3 separate regions of the Mus musculus genome follow, and all the other regions are linked to region 1. The links are chromatin contacts, found by POLR2A ChIA-PET in ENCODE. All regions are on one chromosome and are shown on one strand. Each heading gives the region's core, a stretch centred on a gene start or an enhancer-like site at or near the end of the contact. The rest is flanking DNA. Distances are from core to core; before and after follow the strand shown.

Region 1 (3,196 bases), core at 515-3,014:
TTACACAGAGGAAATACAACAAGGTTCATGACAGTTTTGGAGCCAGGAATCCCTAGGGGCTCAGTATTGATTGCAGAGACTAGCCAAATAATGAAGATGTGTGGGAGGCCAGGGACCAAACACCACAATAGCACGCCATTGGTAAGTTTATTACAGGGAAATGACACACTCCATCCACTTTTGCAAGAAAGGTCATTCTCTCGGAAGAGCCAAGGCTTGGCAAAGATGAAACTGAGGATCAGTTAGGAGACTATTTGCAGTCTCTAAGTTTATTGTTTAAGAGTTTGGGATGAAAAGACTTGGGGGATGTGTGGTGTGGGGACAAAAAGCATTGATGACAAGGTTTCAAGCTAAGGGCAGTGGGTCTGTGTGATTTACCCCAGGTTTCATGTTGAACAGATGAACAGAAGAAATCTAACATAAGAAATTCAGGAAGGAAGAAAAAAATTGTTTCCCCCCCCCCCGTTGTTGAAAAATGGGTGAAAAATTAAATTCGTTAATTAAGGCAGTGGTTCTCAACCTGTGTGGGTCATGACTTTTTTTGGCAAACCTCTATCTCCAAAAATATTTACATTACAATTCATAAGAGTAGAAAATTTATAGCTACAAAGTAGCAACAAAAAATAATTTTACGGCTGGGGATCACCATGACAGGAGGAACCATATTAAAGGGTCACAGCATTTCAATTCACTGAGGTCCAGCTATCATTCTCTATCCAGTGGCCCAGGTAGTTTCCACTCCGTCAGTAATGATAAGGACCTACAAATAAGGTTAGGGACTTTGACACACACTTTCCTTAAGGGAAATTTAAATTCCATTGTCTTATTTTCGTTCCTTTTGGCTTTAAATTACAATTTCAAGGTCGTCTCCTCCCCACATTTAACCTCAGAGGGCCTCAATTTAATCCAACACTGTTGTGTGTGGTAGTGGTACTACAAAGATAATTATGCTGTCTTCCCAATCCAGACAACATCTGGCCAGACAAGCGTGCTGGGTAGAGTTTATGAGAAGTAGGAGTACAGGGGACACTGAGGAAAAGGGACCTCACCCCATGAGCTGCCTTATAAACTCCGGGGCAGGGGCTGGCGCGCCATGTCATCCTTTCTAGGCTTAACGCTGAGATGGCACTCCCAAGCGGCTGACATGAAAGCAGCCTCATAAAAGGGTCCGCGTCATTGGGGTGATGAACCAGTTGGTGCTTAGAGATCCGTGGAGGATGAAAGGAGCAGGGTGAAGACGCCCTGCGTTCCCCTCGCTTGGTTGGGCAGGGCTTCCAGGAACTGATGAAGCTGGGGATTGGGCTCAAAGTAGCTCTTCATGCCTTTCCAGGGAGGAAGCTGTGGACACACTGCAAAGTCAGGAAGGTAGTCTTGGGGGGGGCTTTTCTTCCTCAAGTGTCTTGGGGACCCCGTCTCCACCCACCAGGGACTCCCAAGCGTTACCGGAGGCTCTCTAGGATTGCTAGTTGTTATGGCAACCGGGCTGTAGGGATACTGAGGCAAGCTTAGGCCCAGAGAGGCAACCTCCTTCTGTACCCTCCTCCTATTCACGGGTAAAGTGGCGCCCCCTACGCACAGGAACCGTCCCTGGGCCCCCGCCCCAGCGCGGAGACCACCGTGGACCTCCAGGGATGGAAGGCCGCTCTGGCCCCAAGCGGAGCCTCTCGTTGGTAGACGGGCTCGAGGGAGTCCCTCTGGGCGCGGCGCCGCCGAGCGGCTCGATGCTCCGACCGGAAGTGCTCTACACCGTCTGCCTCCCACCCGGCTCTCTGGTCCCGGCGGTAAGATGGCGGCTACCGCGGAGTGCGATGTGGTAATGGCGGCGACCGAGCCTGAACTGCTGGAGGACGAAGACGCCAAGAGGTAACCAACCGGGTGGTAGAGTCATGGAGGAGACGAGCTTGCAGCTCGTGGCTTGGGGCAGGTGGACCCGCCAGCGAGGCAGCCCCCAGATGCAGAGACGATGGCTCTCCTGCAGACACCCCCCGCCCCCATCTGAGCTGGAGTCGACCGAGATCCCTCTGAAGGGGTACACTTAGGGGGTCTGCTGTCCCCTTCTGCTTCCGCCTAGCAGGGAGCTTGAGGCATGGTCTTGTTCTGCCGCGGGGAGGAAGGTGGACTTCATCGTGGAGGCCGGGTTCCCGGGCGGGGGCGGGGGGAAGGGTAGGAACCCCAGAGGTCGGCTGCAGAGTGGGGGAGGCGTCGCGGCGACAATGACGACTTCCTTAACAGAGCCCCGACCTCCGCCCGCTCTGGTTAACTTGTGTGCATTGTTGCCCGTCCTGACTGGTCGTCTCCGAAGCCCGCATTCTCCTCCTCACTTCCCTTTCCTCACTAATGACCCTTAGTGGTCTCTAGTGTGAGGCTGAGAGAATTGGATGCTCACTGTATGGACCTGGTCGCCCCCCACTCCCCGATAGCCGTAGAAGTTAAGAATGGATAGACAGAAGGGCGAATGAGGAGCTTGTCTCTTGCAGTACGGGGGCAGACGCTTCTTCGCCATTCCTCCCAAGAGCATTCTTAAGCTCAAGGAGAACAGCTGTTTAAATGCAGTTGGCACTGCTGGGCAGCTGCAGTGGCTCGGGATTGCTAGTCTGGCCTAGCCTAGGGAGGTGCTGAGTGAGTGGTTTTTCTCGAACACTTGGTGAATTCCGACACCAGCTTAAGAACGGGTTTTCAAAGCGGGGTGGGGTGGGGTGGGGTGGGGGGGTTAGAGTACGCTTGGGAGCGGGCGGGACTTGTTCTGATACCAAAGGTGAACTGATTCTTTTATCAGTAGCATGATTAATTTGATCCTTTTCTTAGGATGGACTACAGTCCCCTTACTCTCCTTCCCTTGTGGTTCATGTTCATACCAAGCCTGTAGGGAATGTCTTCAGGCTGAATAATTTGAACAGAGTCAGTTCAGGAGGTCTAGAAATCAGGATTCTGAGGGGTTTACTGTCCAAGTTAGACTTATAAGCGGTACTCGGAGAGATACGGGGAATATTGTAGTCATCAGGTGTATGGTAGTACCTGACTTGAAAGCTGAGATGCTAGACAAAGTGTAGTTGATCAAGAGCTATCAAGTTTAGCCTTGCCTCCTCCTCCTCCTGTTTGAGTTTCCATGTCATTACAGTGTCTGGAGTTAAGCATCATCCGCTCCTATATAACTTAAGGTATTGCCAAATGAGAACGGAAGCCCCTCGCTAACACA
Region 2 (3,196 bases), core at 467-2,966, 220 kb after region 1:
TCTGTGCAGCCAAGGTCTAGGCTGGCACCCAGCATACAGTTGGTACTCAGTACCTTGGTTCATGCCTTGGGTTCATGTTACAGCCGCAACAGCAGTCATCAACCACAGGAAGAAATACCCACGGCTCCTTAGGCCACCTACTGAGTTCTTTTGGATGGCTCAACAGCCTTGTCTACTCTGAAGGGGCTTGCTGCCTCGCTTTGGTTTAGACCTCTGCTCCCTTTCTTTCCATCTAATGTCTGATTTTCCCCCAAATCCGTCAAAGTTTCCTTACATCATTATTTAATCTCCTTTGTCTGTTTCTCCCTGGAGCAGTATCCAGCCCCCCCCCGCCCCACCCCCAAAACACACTGACCCTTCTGCTCTGGGACTTGAAAGAAGGTGTCGGCCCAGGCGTGGTGGCGCACGCCTTTAATCCCAGCACTCGGGAGGCAGAGGCAGGTGGATTTCTGGGTTCGAGGCCAGCCTGGTCTACAAAGTGAGTTCCAGGATAGCCAGGGCTATACAGAGAAACTCTGTCTGGAAAAACAAAAACAAAAACAAAAACAAAAAAAAAAAAAAAAGAAAGAAGGTGTCGGAGTTTAGAGTGTACCATATTTCCTAGTCTTGTGATCTCTTTGGAGCGTAGTTTTAAAATCGCATTACATTTTATTTACTTTTATGTGTGTGGCACTTGTGCCAAGGCGGGAGATCAGAGGACAGAGGACAACCTGTGAGACTTGGCTGTTGTCTCCCTCCATGAGGTATCAGACTCGGGTGGTCACATCTGCACAACTGAGGCACCACACAAGCCCATTAAAAATATTCTTTTAACATGGATCATTTCGATCCCACTTTGAAGACCAGGCTGGCCTCTTAACTCACAGAGATCTGCCTGCCTCTGCCTCCTCGAGTGCCACCACTGCCTGGCTGCTCCAGCACTTTTTAAGAACTGTCTCGAACTGAGACAGTTTAAATACTGACATTCCTCAGCTGTTTAAGTGCTACTACAAAGCTTATTTCATTTAATCTCTCCAACCTAAGATAGATAAAGCTAATGAACCCACTTTACAGAAGAGATACAGGGTGAAAGGTACACTAACTAGCCTAAGGTCATACAAAGATTAAGGGGAGAACCCAAACCCAGGCCTGCTAATTCTAAACAGAAGGGATCAGGGAACACTCCATCTTTTGTAGGGGGGAGAAAATCCCAACCCAGCACAAAGCCTATGAAATGCTTTACAAACATCTTATTACTACGTTGAGGCAAGAATGAATAAGCCTGACGCTGAGTTGGCTGGCTAGTGAAGGCGTCAGTCCTTTCCCATGCCTCCCCCTGACTCACCTGTTGGACAGGTAGGGGGGGAAGGGGAGAATAATGAGTCTTACCTGCTCAGGGCTAGGGTGGGGCAAGTCACGCCCCACCTGATCCATTGGCTTTTTCCTTAGTCTTACTGACAGCCCTCTGTCCAATCATAAAGAAGAAACTTTCTATTTGCCAATAGATGCAGAGTGAGGATGAGACCTCAAGTTGGCGTCCACCCCAGAGTCGAGTGGCAGTCCCTGGGGCCAATGGTGAGCGCATAAACAGAGGCGGCCGTGGTAGAGGTCCCGGCGCGAGGCTCCGCCCCTCGATGGGATAGTCAGGCTGGGCAGCCAGTGAGATAGCCTCAGAGGGTGGGAGTCTCCCTAGGGGGCGGAGCTTCGAGGGGGCGAGAGGTGTGGCTTGGCTGTCAGGTCCCTTTGCCTTTTGTTCGGTTACTGAGTTGCTGCCTTGGCCAGAGTCCGGAGCAGCCGCCGCCCGAGTGCGCCGAGCTCAGTTCGCTGCCCGCGCCGGCTCCCTCCCGGCCAGACCCGACCCCGATTCGGCTCAGCCCGGCTCCACGCTCAGGTACACCCGATCGGGGTACGAATCACTGTGGGAGAGTAGGGACAGCAAGCGGCCGGGAGGCTGGTTCCAGCGGTTTCAGGGCAGGTGAGGGCGGGTGTCAGGGAGCGCATCCTACACCAGCGACAGGGGGCGCGCTGGGGTCCGGGGCGCGGGACCCTTGGGACAAGCAATCTGGGTTGGAGCGCCCCTCCAGGCTCGGTGAACCGCAGGTCTGAGAAGGGTGGGGAGGAACTAGGGCAGGTGCCTCGGAGTTCGCGCCTCCCCCAGGGCCCCAGAGCTCGCCTAACACGGCGTCCCTGACTCTCCCCTGGAGCTGACCGAGCAGACTTTGACCCGCTCCGCCTGGTCCCGGAGCTCACGGTGACAGGAATTTACCGTTTGGGAAACTTGCTGCCTAGTCTCTTTGGGGCCACCCTCACCGCACCCCACGCGTCATCCTCGCTTTCTCTCCCTCCCTCCCTACTCCCCCAGGCCTGGGTGGGGCCCTATTGTCTGCGCCCAGCTTTCCAAACTGTGGGGGCCGAGTGCACATTTTCCCAGGGACGCAATTCCCACCTGCTGAGCAGAGCAGGTGAGCGCTTGGAAGACGGAGGCCCTGCCCTGCAGCTCCGAGCTGGACCTGTGGCGCCTCCCTCCGCTCTAGTGTACGCCGGTCAATGCCTTCTCCTACGGAGGTGGGATAGGGTGACTGGGGAACTGGTGAAGGGTCTGGGCTGAGTGCCCTACCGATGTCTGACACTGGTGGCTTGGCCTGGAGTCTGGGCCGGTAGAGAAAATTTAAGAAGCACTCGCCCAGTTTTTAGTAGCTGTGGTTTCCAGAGTGTTGATAGGGAAACAGCAATATCTTTTGATTTCTGCAACCCATTCTTGTTGAGAAATCACTCCAAACAAACTTTCCAGGAGAAAGTAACCATGGGAGCCTTTTCTAGGATTTTTCTAGTCTCCTTGTTGAGAGCTGATTCTAGGCTTGGTGGTACTTCTTGGAGGAAAACCCCTTCCCCCAGTCAGCTCCAAGCTGAACGTAGCCAGTGTGTGCGCTTTGACCCTGTTCTCCCTGCCCCCAACTCCATCCTGTTTGCCAGGCCCCTAAGGCCTGAGGTAGGGACCAATGGGGGTGGGGTGGGGGCGTTGCTGAAAGGGGAAGTGTCTTCTTCCTTCCCCCTCCTCCGGAGACCATCACACCCCCTTATATGAGGCCTGCTAAGTATCTGTCCTCCCAAGCTCTGCCCCTTCCCCAGGAATGGGGTTGGGACAGGGCTGGGCCAAGCTAGGAAGATGAGGAAGAGTGATTAGTCTTTCCCTAACTCCCCCATTCCATCCCCGATT
Region 3 (3,196 bases), core at 275-2,774, 150 kb after region 1:
AGAGGCAGGTGAACTCTGTGAGTTCAAGGCCAGACTGGTCTACAGAGTGAGTTCCAGGACAGTCACCCCTACCTAGCTGAAACCCTGCCTATAAACAAACAGACAAACAAACAAATATTCTGTTTTATGGGCAAAAAATATGGCTAATTGCACCTAACACCAACCAAGTCTAATTAATGACTCAAGTTCGAGTTCTATCCTCTAACGTAGTGATGTTCATTAAATTGTGCTTTGTACTCCACACGAATACCCTACCATAAAAATAAATAAATGTAATTTTTAGGGCTATTTACTTATTGGTGCTGGGGTGACTAAACTGCCCTGGTTTCTTTTTTTTTGTTTTTGTTTTTCGAGACAGGGTTTCTCTGTGTAGCCCTGGCTGTCCTGGAACTCACTCTGTAGACCAGGCTGGCCTCGAACTCAGAAATCTGCCTGCCTCTGCCTCCCGAGTGCTGGGATTAAAGAAGTGCGCCACCACGCCAGGCTTGCCCTGGTTTCTTACATAGCTCATGTTAAATTGGGTGTGCTCGCCGGGCAATGGTGGCGCATGCCTTTAATCCCAGCACTTGGGAGGCAGAGGCAGGTGGATTTCTGAGTTCGAGGCCAGCCTGGTCTACAAAGTGAGTTCCAGGACAGCCATAGCTACACAGAGAAACCCTGTCTCAAAAAACAAAACAAAAAACAAACAAACAAAACAAAACAAAATTGGGTGTGCTCAGGAACATTTTAGTAATCCCAAAATCCAGGAGAAGAATCAGGAGTTCAAAGTCATCCTTAACTACACAGCAAGTGTGTGGCCACCTTGGGCTACATGAGAGACACCTGCAAAAATAAATAACTTTAACGAAGTTATTTTTCTTTATACTGCCCCCCTCCTGGATTGGAAAGATAGTTTAGCAGTTAGGAGTACTCTCTCAGAGAATCAGTTTGATTGTTGGCTCCCAACACCCTTATCAGGGGGGTTTTAACCGCCTTTAACTCCAGCTACTGGGAATCTAACACCTACCTGTCCTCTGTAGGACCTGTGCACAGACACTTTGATAAGAATAAAATTTAAAAATTACTTTCTCTCCAAAGTCAATCGTTTTGTGTTTTAAGACGGGGTTTCTCTGTGTATTCCTGGCTGTCCTTTCTGAGACTAGGTCCTCGAACTCAGGGAGATCAGCCTGCCTCTGCCTCCCAAGTGCTGGGATTGGCACAGGCCAGCAGAGGCAGGGGTAAGGTGGATCTCTGTGAGTTCCAGGCTATCATGGTCTACAAAGTTAAAAAACAAACAAACAAACAAAAAATGTGTGTGCGTGTGATGGCGAGGATACACTCCAAAGCAACATAAAGTAGAAGAAAATTCAACAAAACAAGCACAGGGGGCCACCATAATGGAGGGGCGAGAAAAGGTAGACCTGAGTTTTTTTCTGGCTCCGAGAACTGCGCTTGCCTCGCTAGAGGGCGTAAGCACGGCAGAAGTGCGCAGGCGCGGCTCCGCCCCGCGCGCACTATTTAATCCCAGAATGCCTCTGTGTCGCATCAGACTTGCCGCACCGTTCGGAAGCTGAGGGGGCCGGTACGGCGGCGTCAAGATGGCGGCGGCTGTGGCGGCGGCAGCTGCCGCTGCGGCCGCGGCTGCATCTTTTCAAGTGCTGGAGATGGAGAGCATGGAGACTGCCGTCGCCGGTTCCGCGAGCCTGGCCGCTGAGGTCCGAGGCAGTGGCACGGTAGACTTCGTGACCGGGGCCGGCATCTCTACCCTCGTCGACACGGGCGGGAGCGATCCGGGCCCAGAGGCCGAGGACTTCGAGTGCAGCACTCACTGCTCCGAGTTGTCCTGGCGGCAGAACGAGCAGCGGCGTCAAGGCCTGTTCTGCGACATCACCCTGTGCTTCGGCGGGGCCGGAGGTCGCGAGTTCCGTGCCCACCGCTCGGTGCTGGCCGCTGCCACCGAGTACTTCACGCCCTTACTCTCGGGTCAGTTTTCGGAATCGCGCTCGGGCCGGGTGGAGATGCGCAAGTGGAGCTCAGAGCCCGGACCCGAACCTGACACGGTGGAAGCCGTTATCGAGTACATGTACACCGGCCGCATCCGAGTGAGCACCGGCAGCGTGCACGAGGTGCTGGAGCTGGCCGACAGGTGAGACGACCGTGGGCGAGCGAGGGCTGGGTTGGGGGGTGGGGGGCAGTGTCTGTGGTGCCAGCTCCCTCATTATGCCCGCGACGGGACAGCCACCGCGCCTGGCACTGAGGATGCCCCCTGAGAGTCTAGCTTGTGCGCATTGCACCCCTGAGCGCAGATTTCAGGTGGTAGGGACAAAGGCGATGAAAAACGGTGGGTCGTGTTCGACTCCTGTGATGATGACATTTAAAAAACGGTGAAGGGCTAGCTACGGATCGGAGGAAATGTCATTTAAACCAGCTTCGCAGTGGCAAGAGAAATTGGCCGTACAAAAGGGAATGGGTGCACATTACAGGCTTCCCAAAGGCCTCAGTCAGGGTCCAGGCTGGCTTAGAGAAGAAAGGACGTTAAAAAGAAAATCCAGCGATTCCGGATATGCTGGGTTTAAAGACCAGAGGGTGTGTGTGAGGAATGTTTGGATTTTATTGAGTGTGATGGATGGGAAACTGGGTAGAGAGATTATCTGATTTTAATATTTAAATACGAAATATTTAAATATTTCAAAAGTGAAAAGTGGATTGTGGAAAATGGATTGTGGGGAGCCAGAAAGGACGCCACAGAGGTTGGTTCGGAGGCAGGTGGAGATGCTGGTACTGTTACAAATCCTTTAACACATACCTCTGGAGCGCTAGACACTGACCTCGTTACAGTGCTGGGGGAGGGGGTATATCCAGCAGTGATCAAAACACATGAAAATCCTTTTCCTTATCAAACTCTCTGATGTTTAACAGCGAATATATAGCATGTTGAATAATTATTACAGCTGTGAGGCAGACTGAGGTGTGGGACTGTGCGTCATAGGCCCTAATGGAGAGGAGGTTTTGTTTTTTTATTTCTTTGTTTTGAGACAGGTTCGCACTATGTAATGCTGGTTGTCCTGGAACTCAATCTATAGACCAGGCTGAGAGGAACTATTTTTAAATTGGGCACATAAAGAATGTTCAGAAATCATAGCAAAGGCATATAGGTGGCAAGGTAGTGTGCTTCAGGTAGAGGGAGAAAACAGCGTGGGTTATATAGCTGCATGAA

What was found. ChIA-PET counts read pairs that join two places held with the same protein, here RNA polymerase II (POLR2A).
Region 2: POLR2A ChIA-PET joins it to region 1 with 17 read pairs in embryonic stem cell. The contact joins the promoter of Jup here to the promoter of Dnajc7 in region 1. POLR2A ChIA-PET finds 5 or more read pairs at or near these places in 3 of 5 experiments (Patski and embryonic stem cell).
Region 3: POLR2A ChIA-PET joins it to region 1 with 15 read pairs in embryonic stem cell. The contact joins the promoter of Klhl11 here to the promoter of Dnajc7 in region 1. POLR2A ChIA-PET finds 5 or more read pairs at or near these places in 3 of 5 experiments (Patski and embryonic stem cell).

Annotation. Positions count from the first base shown.
Region 1 is chr11:100,618,195-100,621,390 of GRCm38, reverse strand. Dnajc7 (DnaJ heat shock protein family (Hsp40) member C7) reads left to right here and starts at 1,764. Exons shown (of 14, transcript NM_019795.5): 1 at 1,764-1,863. The coding sequence starts at 1,787. It also overlaps a transcript of Nkiras2 not described here.
Region 2 is chr11:100,396,310-100,399,505 of GRCm38, reverse strand. It overlaps Jup (junction plakoglobin), which reads left to right and starts at 1,716. Exons shown (of 14, transcript NM_010593.2): 1 at 1,716-1,870. Gm12348 (predicted gene 12348) reads right to left here and starts at 1,390. Exons shown (of 4, transcript NR_132425.1): 1 at 1,369-1,390.
Region 3 is chr11:100,471,110-100,474,305 of GRCm38, reverse strand. Klhl11 (kelch-like 11) reads left to right here and starts at 1,524. Exons shown (of 2, transcript NM_172565.2): 1 at 1,524-2,125. The coding sequence starts at 1,578.